Regions from separate parts of the Mus musculus genome. Here region 2 is linked to region 1. A link is a loop called in an ENCODE intact Hi-C map of the cell type or tissue named here. Cell type or tissue: heart. All regions are shown on one strand. Links, peaks and the distances in the headings refer to the core of each region. The heading gives the core; the rest is flanking DNA. Region 1 overlaps Pdcd10 (programmed cell death 10). Region 2 has its middle 5.7 kb from the start of Gm25846.

Region 1 (2,927 bases), core at 147-2,646:
TCCAAACAGGCACCGCAAACCTTGAAGTTTTAAGATCCCATATAAAACCACACATTTGTGATATTAGTATAAAATATTTTAAAAGTACATGGATATAAAACTTTTACAATCAGTTTTAATGTTCAGGCAAATATAAATATTTTCATTTATATTACAAATTAAAGATAGTTACATTAATAGTTTTATGTTCCATATGCAAATTCAAATTGTTTAGGGAAAATGTTTTGTGACATAGTTTAATAAACTAAGCCCAAATAGCCGAAGGTATGATTTAGATAAGGGTATAATAATTTCTAACTTTAATTAATCATGTACAATGAATGTTGAAAGGCAGGAGTTTATAGTTCACTAATCTAAAATTTGTATATATTGATATTAAGCTTGCTACTATTTTTCCAATCTCTACAGCTCTAAATTCATTTTTTTTTTTTTTTGTTTAAATGTTGTGAATTTTGTACTTGCTTACTCCAAATGGAAAATTGTTAGTGGAGCAAAATCTTTGAAGACATCTTGTACTAGGGAGACAAATTCTCATTGACTCAACTGGTGAAGATCCAACCTTCATCCCTGGTACAATGAGGGACTGATAAGGCTGTATAATGAGGGAACCATGAGCCTCTGAGAGAACATCCTGGCTCTTAAAGTAGCTTTGTCCCCTTCTCTCATACATTACATCTTCTCACAGTTTTCTCTCCTTCCACTCCTCCTGGTCCCTCCCCCAACCTCTCCCCTCCCCCAGATCAAGTACTCCTCTGCTTCCCTTCCAAAGGGGGAAGAGAGAGAGGCAGAGAAAGAACACAAGAGTGCAGGACTTATCTGGCCTCTCAAGGGATATCTACCAAACTAACAAGATAGAGAAGACTGGGATGGACCCTCATATCATATCTGGACATGACAACTCAGTAGGAGGAAAAGGATCCCATGTGCAGGCAAAAGAATCAGAGACAACCCCCTTCCATTGTTGGGAGCCCCACAAGAACAAGCTATACCACCATAAAGTATATGCACATGACCTAGCTCAAACCCTTACAGGCTCCATGTTTGTAATTAAAGCATCGGTTAAAACCATACTTTTGTATTTGTTGGACCCCAGGTACTAAATCACATGTTTTTAGGCAAGGATTAGATTAGGGTAGGTTAGAAGTCGTTAACATTTCTTTATCATGCTCATTGATGCCAGATGTTACTGTGCCATTAGATCTCGAGGCTTAGTGCCTTGCATGCTTCCGCAGATCAGGCTAACCGGGAACCTCAACTCTAATCATCACTTAAGCACATCAGGTTTTATTTTGTTAACAAAATTCTTTTTAAATTGTATTTATTTTGTACAGCTGAAAACAATCTGAATCCTCCTGTTTGACCAGTGATCTGTTTAGCCTGTAAATGGTTAAGGGGTAGCAACCCTACAACCCCTTACTGCCAGTCAGAACCACCAGGGGGCAGTGGTTCCTAGACGCTATAGTTTATAACCCACATTAAATTCTCAACTGGAATGAAAGTTTACAGTACTCAGAACTTACTTGCCTCCCCCTTTCATTTTATTGCTACCGTTAATATAACATTAACTATAAATATTTTAGTTTAAATAGTGAATTTGAAAAATGAAATTAATGATTGTTCTTTTTCTTTTTAAACAGGGCAATAAATGTGTTCATAAGTGCCAACCGGCTAATTCATCAAACCAACTTGATACTTCAGACCTTCAAAACTGTGGCCTGAAAGTTGTATATGTTAAGAGATGTACTTCTCAGTGGCAGTATTAAACTGCATTTATCTGTAAATTTTAAAGTTTGACTGTATAAATTATCAGTCCCTCCGGAGGGACCTAATCCAGGATGTTGAATGGGATTATTGCCATCTTACACCATATTTTTGTAAAATGTAGCTTAATCATAATCTCACAATGAAGATTTTGCATCACTTTTGCTATTATCATTCTTTTAAGAATTATAAGCCAAAAGAATTTACGCCTTAATGTGTCATTATATAACATTCCTTACAAGAACTGTAAATATTGGTGTTTGTTTCTGACATTTTAACTTGAAAGCGATATGCTGCAAGATAATGTATTTAACAATATTTGGTGGCAAATATTCAATAAATAGTTTACATCTGTTAAACATTTCTTTACTTGAAAAAAGATGCATATATATATGTGTGTGTGTATATATGATCAGAAGACCAAGACAACTTGGTATAATGTTAAAGATCTTCTAATGGGAGCTTACTAGCAGTTTATCAAATAATAAAGGAACAAGAATTCCTATTTTTTGTCCTTAATCACTTTGAGCAAAATGTAGTCAGTTAAAATACTTTTGTTAGTTGTTACATATCAAGAACTGGATATTTTTTCACTATTTCCAATCTTTATAGACCTGAGAAGAGAGATGAAGCTACGGGGTCTTCGTACTGTAGTAACACTTCAGGTTCATGACGCTTTCTGAGTGGTAGATGCGGCTCCACGAAATTACTTCTGCTATACTAGGCCCTAATAAGCTTTGCACATTGTCCCCAGAGTAATCACAATTTAAAAAAAAAAAATTCTAATAGTTGTATTGAGATTTTTATCAGTGTTAATATAATATATACTCTTTAAATATGTATAGTTTGTTTCACACTAGAGAAGTTATAAGAAAACTATGTATCGGTATTCATGTTGAGTGATTTGAGTTTTTAATTATAAAATAAAGGGAAAATCAGGTTTTGTTCATGTTTTATAAAGAAATGAAATATTAAAATTTGTTGACAGAACTTTGCTATAAGACAATTTAGTTATTTTTGTTATTTAGTTGTTTTTAGAAAGTGAATTTTTTTAGATTGCTGTCTTTGACAGCATAAAACCGCCCTGTTAAATATAAGTCAGTGTATGAAAGGAAGCAAAGCAGAAAAGACAGATAATTGAACTTACAACCTATGAGTGTGTTCCT
Region 2 (2,927 bases), core at 140-2,639, 200 kb before region 1:
ATGAGAATGTCCCCCAGGGGCTCATGCGTTTGAACACTTGTTTCACAGCTGGTGGTGCTGGCTGGGAAGGTTATGGAACCTTTAGGCGATGAAGCCTTGCTGGAGGAAGACTGCTGTCACGTGGGGCAAGCTTTGAGTACTATAGCCTGATTCCATTTCAGTCGCCTCTGCTTCCAAACTCCTGATGCAATGTGCTGTGTGGGCTTCACACTTTGGCTGCCACATCTCCCTGCCATGATAGATTAGGGCTCTTTGAATCTACAAGCCAATAAGCCCCTTCCTCTCTTAGTTGCTTTTCCAAGGCTATTTTATCACAGCAACAGAAAAGAAGCTAATACAGTCACTGTAACGCCGTGTGGAAGAAGCAGAGGGCCTGAGCGACGATCATGTTGACTTACCTTACCCTTGTGTGTGCTCAGAGAAATGCTAGAGGTTCCGGTGCTAGGTAAAGACGAAGCCGACAAGAGCTCGTTGTTTATTAGATTTCGCAAGACCAGCAAGGAAAAAGTGGAGACGATGCTTAAGTGATGAAGTGAGAAATTGAGACCCAGCTGATATCGAAGTTGTAAGGATGTGCAGGAAGTCTGAGGAAGGCGGCAGTGTTCAAAGGAGAGACCAGACCAGGAATCACAAATGTATATGCAATTAGCTCACAAGTGCTGCTTAAGGTTAGAAAAGATGACCTGATAAGTGACTTATTTTCCTTTCTGACTTTTCTTGCCCCCACATTGGAAGACAGCTGCTTCAAAAGGAATGAACTATTATTAGATCAAATTTGTCACTACACATAAAAACTGGTTAAATAAAAATCTATAATCCCCCTGCCCACCATGTGCAGCCACAGGAAAAAGGGAAAAGAAAAAGGAGATGAGATACAATGACTAACACTTTCCTGCTCACGTTAATTTCTTGGGCATAAAAATATTTCATTTATACCACTCCTTCAATCTCAACACTGAGGAGGCGTGGTAAACAAATCTAATCCCTGAACCCTGAGCTCAAGCCAGCCTAATTTAGAGCAAGTTTCTGGGAGGAAAAAAAAAAAGTTTGAGTTTGCATATAGTAACCAAGTCAGCCACTAGATGGCAGAGGCTACCATATGCAAAATATCCCTTCTAAAATGAAACTGGTTATAGGATCATTTAGAATGAATGACAAGTTCCAGATATAACATTTTACTGATCTATCCTCTTCATCCTTCCATCTCTTGAGGGATTTGTTATTTGATGACAGGTTTTTCTGTTATGTTTTTTTGGGTTTGTCATAAAGCTGGAAGAATTAATGCAATCCTCTTTTTATAAGATGGATGAGTCTCAAAATAATCTGGAATCTTATCAACTCCATAAAATGCAAAGTGGAATCCCAACACTAGGCAACAAATTACATTAGATGACTGTAAAGATGAATGGCCCTGTTGCATTAAAAATTGCTCAACAAAAGCCAAATGGCCAAGCTCCCTGATCTCGGAAGTATCTTACTCAGAAAGGAATGACGTGTCAATTACAAGAAAAGATGTTTGCAGCATATTGCACTATTCGTACTAAATTCAATTTTATTACATTTGTGCTTGTGTTGTGTGGGGGTGGGTAGAGGTGGGTTCACTTACTGTGGCCTACCTGTGGAACTCAGAAGATAACTTATGTGTCAGTTTTCTTCTATGATGTAGACCATGGGGATGTAATTCAAGGTGAACTTGGGTCATCTAGCTTGGCAGCAGGCACATTTACTTGCTAAGCCATCTTACCCATCACTAATATTGTGTTTACAAAATAACTCTGACATCTTGTCTGTTCATTTGATCAGTATGCTGGTTACTTAGCCCGTGTGTGGACATTTAAATTCAGAGTAAAACAGTGAAAAAAAATCATAGTTCAATTATAAAAGTTCAATTTCAGAATGTGCTAGACATTGTTATTCTTCTTTAGGTTTTTATTGATTGTTTGTGAATTTCGCTTCATGTACTCCAATTCCACTCATTTCCCCCTCCCCTTGTATCTACCCTCCACCCTTGCAACCTCCTCCCTCAACAGAGAAAAAAATCTTATTATGGAAACTGTAGTGTGTCATAGTGTGTGCTTTTGTCTACGCTTCTTTGCAATGACTCTTTGGTCTGGTATGAGGCCTCTCATTTCTATAGCTCTATTCTCTCAGTACTATCTATCTAACCTCACTGAGACTTCTCTCAGATACCCTGTTGTTGCCTGTCATAAAGATCCTAGTTTTAGATCTGTACGTCTGGCTCCTTCATGCACTCCATCAGTTCACTGATGGTGTAGAAGTTGAGGTGAGCCAATTCAAAGCCCTGGACCTGAGCCTGTGAGGTATCTGACCCGGTAAGCCCACAGTCTCTAGCTTGAATATATTTGGGGTTGGCTCACTAGCAACCCCCACATTCAGGACCTGCTCTACTGTGCTGCCCAGGTGATGGCCAGAGCCTGCTCACCTCAGTGCTGCAGCAGGTGAGGAGCAGCAGGGCTAGCTCTCGCACCTGCCATAGGTGGGAAGGGGTGAGGGTCAGGGAGGGCATCCCTCCCTCTCCCACACTGATGCTTACACACTTGGGGCCACCTCACCCACACCAGGAGAGCCTGGGGTTGTCCTAGGAGTGGTCTCAGAAAGGCTATGCCACACTCATGCATTATGACAGGGCACATGGGTCATCTTGGGCATAGTCTGCACATCCAGGCCTGTGTGGTGCCACACTCCTGTTCATCTCAGGCTAGGTCTGTATTAGTCGGGGTTCGCTAGAGTCACAGAACTTATGGGTAGTTTCTATATAGTAAAGGAATTTTTTGAATAACAGTCTGCAGCCCAACTCCCAACAATGGTCAACAGCAGCTGTGAATAGAAGTCCAAGGATATAGCAGTTGCTCAGACCCACAAGGCAAGCAGTCGAAGGAGAGAGAAAGGGGGTCTTCCTTCTTCTA

What was found. Peaks named below come from ENCODE experiments on the same cell type or tissue, not always from the same donor. Only the 100,000 strongest peaks of a DNase experiment are listed, where the experiment ranks them.
Region 2: a loop joins it to region 1, with 2.2 times the contacts of the local background. A loop is called at or near these places in 8 of 42 quality-filtered maps.

The regions. Positions count from the first base shown.
Region 1 is chr3:75,516,312-75,519,238 of GRCm38, reverse strand. Pdcd10 (programmed cell death 10) reads left to right here. Exons shown (of 8, transcript NM_019745.4): 8 at 1,638-2,749. The coding sequence ends at 1,719. Among named protein-coding and RNA genes, the nearest start is that of Pdcd10, 39 kb to the left of the region's middle. In heart, for the core only: a CTCF peak has its summit at 1,433 (motif pointing right); no DNase peak of the experiment used is centred there.
Region 2 is chr3:75,718,996-75,721,922 of GRCm38, reverse strand. No RefSeq gene overlaps it. Among named protein-coding and RNA genes, the nearest start is that of Gm25846, 5.7 kb to the right of the region's middle. In heart, for the core only: a CTCF peak has its summit at 1,080 (motif pointing right); no DNase peak of the experiment used is centred there.